2 separate regions of the Mus musculus genome follow, and region 2 is linked to region 1. A link is a loop called in an ENCODE intact Hi-C map of the cell type or tissue named here. Cell type or tissue: gastrocnemius. All regions are shown on one strand. Each heading gives the region's core, and the rest is flanking DNA. Links, peaks and the distances in the headings are about the cores only.

Region 1 (5,671 bases), core at 2,144-4,643:
CAGGTCTTTTTTGTTGGCCACCAGGATGATGGGCACATTGGGGCAGAAGTGCTTTACCTCGGGCACCCACTTCTCGGGGATGTTCTCGAGAGAGTCCGGGCTGTCCACCGAGAAGCACATAAGGATGACGTCGGTGTCCGGATAGGAGAGCGGCCGTAAACGATCGTAGTCCTCCTGGCCTGCCGTGTCCCACAGCGCCAGCTCCACCTGCTTGCCGTCCACCTCGATGTCCGCCACATAGTTCTCGAACACGGTGGGCACGTACACCTCGGGGAATTCGTCTTTACTGAACACGATCAGCAGGCACGTCTTGCCGCACGCGCCGTCGCCCACCACCACCAGCTTCTTGCGGATGGCCGCCATGAGCTCGCCGGGCGCGGGCAGCAGGAGGGGCCCGCGAGCGCCTCGCCGCCGTCCCGCTCCCTGTTGCTTGCCGCTCCCCGCTCTCCCGCGACTGCGCGCTGCGGGCTAGGCTCGCTAACTGCACCTGGACCCCGCGGCGGCGCGGTCTCTCGGGGCGCTCCGGTTGCCTCGGCAGGGGCGCAGGGGCATACGGTGCACTGAGTGTCGCCGCGCCGCTGCCGCGCCGCTGTGGTCCTCGGCGGTCCCGGAGCTGCGCTGCTTTGTGCGAAGTGATGGCTGATGCTGCGGACCCGGCCTAGCTTCTTTCCCGGGGCGGGTTCACTCTAGACCTAGGGTACAGGGGCGCAGACGACGACAACCGAACTGCGGTGGCAGATGCGGGCTGCGGCCCTAGCGCCCGCTATTTAAAGAGTCCGGCCACTTTCTTAATATAGCCACCCAATGGGAAGCCATAGGGCTGAGCTCATCGCTGCGGAGCTTGGCTCCGATTGGTCGCCCGCTGCAGTCCGAAGGCGGGTTCGCCTTAGCTTGATTGACTGCCCTGTCCGCGGGGCTGGGAGAGGCGTTGACTGTGGAGTCTGCGCGGCGACCCGCCCCGTGGGGTTGTGTGGCCGCCGGGTCCCCGCCTTCGTCGCAGCCTCTCTGAGTGCGACATCGTGGAGCAGGCAGCCTGGAGCCCTCCGGGTCTGGGTGGGCAGTTCCGAGACGAGCTACACTCTTGTGGGGCGTTGGCTGCTCCCAGGGCTTCAGCTTTATCTAGCTTCCGAGCGAACTACGGGTGATCAAGCATGGGGGAGGGGCGGCGCCTTTAACGTGGTTTTGTTTTCACTTAAACAGACACCGGTGCACGGTTTTGTTACCTAGCCAAGGGTTTCGTTCTTTCTTAACTTTGTTTAGATAACTAACCCCTCGTGTGCTCTGGGCCGAATTCTGACACTTACCCAGGGCAGCCTTTTCACTGAGAAAGGCTAACAGTAAATTGTGTGGGCCTGGGTGAGTCCCCTCTCGGCTTTCTCTTCAAGGCCCACACTTAGGTCTCCGGGTGAAGAAGATAAGGGGAGGAATCTAGGAGACACACAGCTGTAGGACAAAGGAAAGCGAGGTGCAGGGCACTCCGCTGAAAAAGAAAGCACCCAGCTTGGGCAGGCAACCTTCACCCAGTCCTACCACATTACATCTGATTCTCGCCCTAAAGCCAGAGAACTGCTTGAAGTACACTGTGCAAGGAAACCCATCTATCCCAACAACTCTCATGGAGCAGATGAAAAGCTTCAAGCTGGGAAAGCAGGCATGCGGCCTCGCAGGGAACTTGCCGGTGGGCACACGGTTTCTGTACAGAGGATGGAGTTTCTTCATACACACCAGGTCTTAACTCGTGAATTACCACTTCCTGCAGGAGATGACACCTCTTCCTATCTTAAAGGATTTAAGCCAGTCCACTGTAAGAAATAGGAAAGACAGAAAGCTGCAAAGGGCGTCAAAGAGGGCCTTACCCCGCCCCCAAGAGAAACTGAACAAAGAAAAAGGAGGAAAGAAAGTGGGGAAATGGCTTAACATTGCTGCGTGGGGTCCTCATGGAGGGCTAGGCTAGGGGTACCAGCTAAGAGAAAGCTTTCTCAGTGACCATGTCATGATGACCTTATGACCCATTTCTTTGTCTCTCTCTCTGGACTGTGAGTTGTCCGAGGGCCAGGATTTCCTCCCACCTGAGCATCATGAAGACCTAGCACTATGCTGGGCCCTAAAGAAGCAGTAAAAATGGTCCGTGCAGTGGTAGGCCTGCCCACCTGTAGACCCAGCCACACAGGACGCACAGGGGTTGGCCTTCCAAGTCTAGGCAGTCTGGGCAACCAAATGAGACAGAGAGAGAAAACAACGGGGAGGGGTAAATGACTTTGGGAGCTAACCCAGTTTTTCAAAAGTGGAACTTTTTAGTTCTTAACATCAGATCCTGCTATAATCAGACCAAACACAAGCAGCCAATGTTTTCACATATAATCCCCATGTTACAGTTTCTGTGTATCTGGACAGATATGATCAAGCCATAGTGTTCCATCAGTGGGGGAGAGCTGTGTTCCCTGCATTCTGGATTATCCCCACTGCAGGGCCCAGTCTCTGTTTTTCTCTGCTTTAGTTTTTCAGACCTAAGGAACTGTCACATGGTTTGGTTTGTCATTGGTTGAGGAAGTCACTTTGCACACACACACACACACACACACACACACGCACACACACACCCCACACATGCCTTTTAGGGGAAAAATCTTATCTACACATATTTTTCTCCTCGTAGTTAAACCTTTTGATTGCTGTGTTATTAGCTCTGCTCTCCGTGGTCTTAATATAGCTTGGGAATCTTGGCTATGTCCTTCAGCTTTAAATATTAAGAAAATATAAACCAGAGCTTTGTCCCGTGTGCTTCTTTCAAAGACTTAAATACAAAGAACCAGGAAGCAGGATTACGGCCACCGGCTTCCTGATTTCCAGACGTATCATACGGGGTGTTCCAAGCTCAAATCTCTATATCGAAGTAATTGCTAAAAATACAAAGTGGGCAAGTTATGCCGAAGTAAAGAAGGAGAAGAATCGAAACGGCGTTCTCTCAAAACAGGACTGGCGGCCTCAAAGACCTAGCTCACTGCTTATAGCATTAACTTTTCCAAACTTGCTGATGAGTTTTATAGTATCCCCTTGTCAGGCCCCACACCCTTCAAAGTGCACTGTCACTGCAAGGCAATGACTAGATTTAATTCTCCAAGAGTTATTAACATTCAGTGCATGAAGCCGGGCGGTGGTGGCGCACGCCTTTAATCCCAGCACTTGGGAGGCAGAGACAGGTGGATTTCTGAGTTCAAAGCCAGCCTGGTCTACAGAGTGAGTTCCAGGACAGCCAAGACTATACAGAGAAACCCTGTCTCGAAAAACCAAAAAAAAAAAAAAAAAAATTCAGTGTATGAAGGAGAACAAAGTCATACTTACCTTTCAAACCGATCTATTTCTAGTCTGCAACCTAATTTATCTGCCCTTTGTTTGTTTTGTGGGTTTTGTTGTTGTTACTGCACCTCCCTCCCCCAGGGGCGGCTGTAAATCACACCCTACTAGATCAGACCAGACACTGGAATTTTTCACTAGATTTTAGCGCCACCTTGTGGCAGTATTCATAACTTTTTTCTTTTAAAAAATATGAAAAAAGCACTTGAAATTGGCATTTGTGAATATTTTTATTTTACAATCGGTTACAGCAATACCTCTCCTGGGCATATATCCAGAAGATGTTTCAACCAACCGGTAAGAAGGACACATGCTCCACTATGTTCATAGCAGCCTTATTTATAATAGCCAGAAGCTGGAAAGAACCCAGATGCCCCTCAACAGAGGAATGGATACAGAAAATGTGGTACATTTACACAATGGAGTACTACTCAGCTATTAAAAAGAATGAATTTGGGGCTGGTGAGATGGCTCAGTGGGTAAGAGCACCCGACTGCTCTTCCAAAGGTCCGGAGTTCAAATCCCAGCAACCACATGGTGGCTCACAACCATCCGTAACGAGATCTGACTCCCTCTTCTGGAGTGTCTGAAGACAGCTACAATGTACTTACATATAATCAATAAATAAACCTTTAAAAAAAAAAGAATGAATTTATGAAATTCCTAGCCAAATGGATGGACCTGGAGGGCATCATCCTGAGTGAGGTAACCCAATCACAAAAGAACTCACACAATATGTACTCACTGATAAGTGGATATTAGCCCAGAAACTTAGAATACCCAAGATATAAGATACAATTTGCTATACGCATGAAACTCAAGAAGAACGAAGACCAAAGTGTGGACACTTTGCCCCTTCTTAGAATTGGGAACAAAACACCCATGGAAGGAGTTACAGAGACAAAGTTTGGAGCTGAGACAAAAGGATGGACCATCTAGAGACTACCATATCCGGGGATCCATCCCATAATCAGCTTCCAAACACTAACACCATTGCAGACACTATCAAGATTTTGCTGAAAGAACCCAGATATAGCTGTCTTTTGTGAGACTATGCCGGGCCTAGCAAACACAGAAGTGGATGCTCACAGTCAGCTATTGAATGGACCACAGGGCCCCCAATGGAGGAGCTAGAGAAAGTATCCAAGGAGCTAAAGGGAACTGCAACCCTATAGGTGGAACAACAATATGAACTAACCAGTACCCCCCTGGAGCTCGTGTGTCTAGCTGAATATGAATCAGAAGATGGCCTAGTCGGCCATCAGTGGAAAGAGAGGTCCATTGCAAACTTTATATGACTCAGTACAGGGGAATGCCAGGGCCAAGGAGTGGGTGGGTGGGGGAGTGGGGGGGGTGCCTGTGGGGACTTTTGGGATAGCATTGGAAATGTAAATGAAATAAATACAAATAAATAAATAAATAAGAAAGGAAGGAAGAAAGAAAGAAAGATAGAAAGAAAATTGGTTACAAGATATAAAACTCTAAAAAACACTTCACAAGAAGATTCTTTGTGATTTTTTTTTTACATTTAGTGTGCGTGCGCGCGCACGTGTGTGTGTGTGTGTGTGTGTGTGTGTGTGTGTGTGTGTGTGTGTGTGTGTGTTGCCCTCCAGCTTCTCTGTCTCTTTACTTGAGACCTAGTTTGACTTGGGGGTTTCAAAAGAGATTAGTGAACTCCTCAGAGAATCAACACAGTTAGACTATTAAACCTGGGAACTTGGACAATGGCCTTTTGGTCTGACCTCTCTCCCTGCCTAACCCAGAATCTGAGGAAAGAGCTAAAGGGCTGTGGGCTGCTCCAAAGCTGTGCTGCAGCCTCCAACCACGGGTGGCTATAGGTACTTGGAGTGTCTGTTCCTCATACCATGAAGGAATTAAATTTCTGGTGTTTAATTTTAACTAAAATATTTAAGACAGGTGTTAGAAGGTCAGAGGTATATACACAGTTGGTAGAGTGCTTGCCTAGCTCGCCAGAAGCCCTGAGTTTGAGCCCCAGAACCAAGTAAACTGGACATGGTGGTGCACATGTGTAATTCTAGGACTGGGGAGGGCAGTGAGAGCAGAGAGCAGAGAGCAGACCGGTCGCCATTGTTGAGGTCATTCTTGGCCACAGAGCAACTTCATGGCCTGGGACACGGAACTCTTTCTGTAAAGGCTTAGCAGGTGGCCATGGGATGGCTCAGTGGCCAAAAGTACGAACCATGTTTAATTCCTGGGATCCACATGATGAAAGGGGAGAGATAGCTCCCTAAAGTGGTCTTATGACAGCCAGTGGTGCACACACGCACACGCACGCACGCACGCACACACACACATA
Region 2 (5,671 bases), core at 1,953-4,452, 120 kb before region 1:
ACTTAACAGCCATATTCTGAGGAGTACCAGAGAGGCCAAAGCCTCATGAAACTGTGACCTCCGGAAGCTTGTGATAAGAGATAGTGAAGGAGTGGCTCTTTTGGCAGGACCCTGCTTGTCCTGCCCCCTCCTCAATTTTGTCCCATGAGAGCAATTAAAGCCAGCTCTAAACAAGGCAGAAACTTAGCAGCTCTTCCTCTAGCGGATCTTGTGTCAATATCCTACTGCAGTGTAGTTCTCAGCCTTCCCAATGCTGTGACCTACAGTTCCTCAGGTTGTAGTGAGCCCCCAACCCATATAATTATTTTTGTTGCTACTTCATAACTATAATTTCGCTAGTCTTAGAAATCATAGTGTAAGTATCTGATTTGCAGAATATCTGATATGAAACCCCTATGAAAGGGTCATTTGACGCCAAGTGGGCAGTAACCCACAGGTTGAGAACTACAGTCCTATTGGCTTCAGCCTGGCCCTTTCCTCCTTGAAAGGAGCCCTCAGCCTTTGGCCTTGGGGCTAGCCTGACGCTGAGTTGGCAGGAGCCCTTGCTTTCCCTGGAGCTCAATGACCCAAACACATCCCAGAGGCTTGATCCCCAGCCAAGCATGACTCAGACCTCAGCAATGTATGATCCTCCGATTCCCCTCCCCAGGGGTGAATTCCTTACCCGAAGGTGAGCTCACAGCTGGCCTAACCACTATGCCAGGCGTGCTTCTGTACACAACGACTAGCCTTGCCCAGGCTCCTGGAGGTACGGCCTGTGCTCCTGCTGTTTCCTGGCTCTGCCCACACACCCCTACCCAGAGTCTATGCTGTGTGTGGAGGTGAGGAAGGGAGGCAGAGATGAGGAAATCCTAAGACCAAGTTCAAGGCTCAAGAGAGTGGAGCAGGCAAACTTAAATCAGCAGGGACCAGAGCTGAGAGCTAACTAATTATAGGGTGGTTGGTTAGCCAAGGTCCTCCCTGGCCAGTCCTAGAACACAGAGAGAGGGATGCCCCTGGATCCAAAATTGAGAGCAGTTTCTCCCCTATGAGCTTGCCTGGGTCAGGCCGTCCTGGCCTTCTGAGACCCCTGACAAACTGTGTGGGATGATGGCTGCCTTCTAGGTGGTAATAGCTAAACCTGCATTAGCAAGCATGAAGGTCCATAAAGTCCGACTCTTCCTTTATGATAAGGTTTGGACTTCACCTTCCATCTCCACAACAATACTCCAATTTGCAGAAATGGAAGCATCACAACGCCACTTCCTTAAGATTTAAAAAAATATCACTTGAGCCAGGCAGAGTGGCACATGCCTTTAATCCCAGCCCCTATCTAGAGTTCCAGAATAGATAGGGGCTACTTGAGATACCCTGACTTGATAATTAACTAATTGATAATTAATACGTAAACCGGGCAGTGGTGGCACATCCCTGTTAATCCCAACACTCTGGAGACAAAGACAGGCAGAACTCTGAGTTCAAGGCCAACCTGGTCTACAGAGCAAGTTCCAGGACAGCCAGGGGCTATACAGAGAAACCCTGTTTCCATAAATAAATAAGTAAATAAATAAAATATCATATGAATAGGTGGAAGAAAGTACCAGGACTTTGTTGAACAGAATCTGAGTGCCCGCTCTGGCCCCCGGTTGGAGACATGACATTCAATTCTGTTCCAGAGATTACAGTATTACTCACTACTAGAGATTACGGTATTACTTGTTACTGTCAGCTCTCTGAAGTTACTCTAAGCGTGTCAGTCAGCTGGCCTAGAGACCACTCCTGATGACACGCTGAGAGGGGAGAAATAATTATCCCTTAATGAGATCACGTACTTATCCCGGAAGCTCCTCCCTCCAGGTACTGACAGACTTTCACTGTTGAGCCTGCCCACTCCCCTGAGCTTTAACTCTGAGGCGAGCTTTCTTTCTTCTTTTCTCTTTCTACCTCTTCCTTGCAAAGGGACCAGAATCCCGATCACACTTACCCTGGGATTTTTCTCTTGTTCCTAGAACACACCTTCTCTGCTTGTCCACACAGCTGCTTGTAAGCCCCTCCCTTCCCCTTCTCCATCTCCCTCCCTCCCAATCTGCTATTTACAGCCTTTCTACAATGTGGTTTTTCTCTCAAAATCAAGTGAAATGATCCTAAAGTTTGCTTCTGCGTTCATATTAAAATTGTTTTATCAGCAAGGCTTGAAAACCCGTACAAGGGTGCTCTGATTTCCTGGTAATTTGTGTCCCCTCATTTCTTTGTTCCAGACACAAAGTACCTAGACAATGCATCCTGGAACATCCCAAAACCTCTCCACTTAGAAAGGTCCAGCCACTGTAGGGCCATAACTCCTGTACTCCACACTAAGCCAAGGGTTCTTCCAGCGACATAGCTTTGTCCATCTTTGATTGTACGAAGAAATGTAAAGGCAATTCTCTTACAATCACAAAAGAAATCTCCTCATCTGATAGGGCAGAGAGTGACCATCTGACCAAGATTCAAACATAATGAGACCTGAGTCTGTGAGGCAAGTACTGACTCTGAGTAGAATCAGAAACTCCAAGGAACAGACTGGAAATGCCAGACCCACACAGGAACCAAACTTGCTTGGCTTGTGGGCATAGCCAGACTGGACAAGCCATCTCATTCACATACAGTATGTTGGGCAGTGTGTGGCCATGGTTGGCCAGGTCTCAACAGTGACCTCCTCTCTAGGTGCCCTCTGATCTGCCAGAAAGACTGTGTTGCTCACAGTGTGGGTGGTTGAGCACAAAGGGTTCTGAGGTGCCCATATTGTGATGGCTGCTCTCCTGAGGGTCCAGCCCCAGCTTCTGAAAACACTTCCTGTAACTGCGGGCTTTTAGGAAAGGAAATCCCACCTACATCTCTGTGAGAGACAGAGTGGGAATCAGGACTTCCCTTATCCCTACCCCACAGCTGGCCTGGACTTGCTTTTATGACTGTAACAGCTGGCTCGGAAGCTCTAAGTGGCAGTGGATCATGAAGTCAATAGAAAGTCCAGGAACCACAGCCTGGAAGTATCCCTGGTCAGAGCAGATTCGTGGGCCCTGGAGTTTTTGACCTCTCAGGTCTGAGTTCTATAGGTGGAGGGGAACTTGTTTGCTCCCACCTCACACAGAAGATCCCTGGAGCAGAAAGTCTGACAGGCTGAGACGGCATCTGCTCATGATAGTCTTCCACTGACTCTGAGTTAGTACAGTATGTCCCATTACCCCTTAGTTGACCCTTAAGAACCTTTGACACTCTCATGGGCAGGGTGAGGCTACGGAGGGAGGACAGAAGAGCTGCAGTATTCCAGACTGCTGTGAAGACGAAGGTACTCGCTCCTCTGGGATCAGCCGGAAGAAAGGAAATTCAGAGGTTCTCCCTGCCATACACAGGGCATACACAGGGCCGGCCGGCTCTCTGCCTCTCACTTACCTAACCTAACCTGTGTAAACAGCCAGCCCTCCCGCCAGGACCCGCCTTGCCTGCACCCCTCTTCTCTAGCCCCTGTCCATCTTGGTGGCCCAGCATGCAATGGCATCCCCACAGATCCTGGAGGAAGCCATCTCTTGAGGATAGATAGGATGAGGCCTTGGGCCTTTAATAGAACATCAGACAGTGTGGTGGCTCGTGATTTCTCACCTTCATGTTTACAATAATATCTTCTTTTTAAATTTTATTTATTTATTTGTTTAATTTATTTTTTTTTTTCCGAGACAGGGTTTCTCTGTGTAGCCCTGGCTGTCCTGGAACTCACTCTGTAGACCAGGCTGGCCTCGAACTCAGCCTCCCGAGTGTTGGGATTAAAGGCGTGCGCATGCACCGACACTGGCCAGCAAAACAGTGCTGTGTGTAGATCCCCACAGCATCAGGGTCAGAGGCTGCGAATGAGGAGAGCAGAGCAGAGCGGAGGAGTCACACGCTTCCTGGACTCCGGGATGGCGTTTTTTTTTTTTTTTTTAAAGTTTTTTATTTTATGTATGTGAGTACACTGTAGCTGTCTTCAGAAGACAGCAGAAGAGGGCATCAGATCCCATTACAGATGGTTGTGAGCCACCATGTGGTTGCTGGGAATTGAACTCAGGACCTCTGGAAGAGCAGTCAGTACTCTTAACTGCTGAGCCATCTCTTCAGTCCAATTTATTTATTTTTATCTTATGTGAGTTGGTATTTTGCTGGTGTATGTCTATGTGAGGGTGTCAGGTTCCCTGGAACTGGAGTTGCATACAGTTGTGAGCTGCCATGTGGGTGTTGGTAATTGAACTCAGGTCCTCTGGAAGAGCGACCAGTGCTCCCAACTGCTGAGCCATCTCTTCAGCCCCAGATATTGCCTATGTAATTAAGACCTTTTGAATTCATCAAAGCAGACCCTTCTGCATGAATCTGGCTCCAACATGGAAGAAACCTTGCAAGAGAAGCGGACCCTTCCTAAATTCCATAAAGGCATGATAGAGTAGAGATTATCTTGGAGAGGAGCTACAGACAAAATCTGGGACCCCAAGGCAGCTTCCATCTGCTTTCCCCCCAAACTACCCCCCTCCCATCACTGCAGAAGAAATCATGACTGTAGACAGGTTCTTTCCCACACGAGCCTCCAGACCAGGTCAGAGATCAGCAAATAGCTTCAGTTCCATGTGACACTCCGCAAAAGGCTCCAGATAAGCTATGTCCACACTCGTGGCCTTGAGGAACTGTGAGAAAGCAAAGAGGTGTTGTCCTGAGCTGCTAAATTTGCAGTAATTTGTCACATCATATGACAAGGAGGAAGAAGGCTTTCCAAGGTCACGATGGAGCCTGAGAGCTTGAAACAGTTTATCTTCTCCAGGCCTTCAGCCTTGGCCCAAAACTCTCCTCAAACCAGAGTCAGCAACCGGAACAGTGTGCAGACTCCGGTGTCTGGTGCCTGCCCTGAGGCTGGTTGAGAACCTGAAGCTAGAAAGGGTGTGGACAGAAGTGCACACCAGGTTTCTGGTGGCATCTAAACAGGCCACTTAGCTATGGCCTCAGTAGAGTATCCATGTCCTTGGGGTGGCCTAGCAATGATAGAAGTCCCTTTCACAACACCTGCACGGCTGAATTTACATGTCAATTTTTTGTTTGTTCATTTGTTGTAAAAGTAGTGGCTTTTCTATGCCTGCCTTTGCTCTAAAATAATGACATAGGAACCTTTATATGTATTATAAACTTCTGGCACTTAGAATCTGGACAGATTCTAAGCTATTCTAACCTGACAGTGGGCCTAGCCTACTTCCCAGTCATGTTGACACCTTCTTCATTAAGCGACTCCACCCCATAGTTCCTGGCAGCAGCCAGGTGGGCTTGACCCAGTATAAAAGGGGCTGCTTGGCCCCTCTTCTCTCTCTTACTCCTGCTTCTCTCCCTTGCATCTTGCCCCCTTGCTCCCTTTCCCCATTCCCTTCTCCCCTCTCTCTCCACGTGGTCATGGTCAGCCTCTACTTCTCTCCTCTCTCCTCTCTGCCTTTCTCTGCCTCTGCTACTCTCTTAACCCACCCCCCTCCCATGCACTAAATAAACTCTATTCTATACTATATCGGTGTGTGTCTGGTCCCTCAGGGGAAGGAATGCCTTAGCATGGGCCCACTGAGGCACCTCCCCCGACACCCTGCCAGAACATATTCTTATAGCTCTTTCTCTTTTTATGATCACAACAATCTTAGAAGGTTTGGTTGTTGTT

What was found. Peaks named below come from ENCODE experiments on the same cell type or tissue, not always from the same donor. Only the 100,000 strongest peaks of a DNase experiment are listed, where the experiment ranks them.
Region 2: a loop joins it to region 1, with 2.5 times the contacts of the local background. A loop is called at or near these places in 2 of 42 quality-filtered maps.

Annotation. Positions count from the first base shown.
Region 1 is chr12:8,499,270-8,504,940 of GRCm38, forward strand. It overlaps Rhob (ras homolog family member B), which reads right to left and starts at 740. Exons shown (of 1, transcript NM_007483.3): 1 at 1-740. The coding sequence starts at 363. In gastrocnemius, for the core only: a CTCF peak has its summit at 3,525 (motif pointing left); a DNase peak (open chromatin) is centred at 3,456; H3K4me3 peaks cover 711 bases; H3K27ac peaks cover 1,331 bases.
Region 2 is chr12:8,379,344-8,385,014 of GRCm38, forward strand. No RefSeq gene overlaps it. Among named protein-coding and RNA genes, the nearest start is that of Gm33134, 18 kb to the left of the region's middle. In gastrocnemius, for the core only: no CTCF peak of the experiment used is centred there; no DNase peak of the experiment used is centred there; H3K27ac peaks cover 1,323 bases.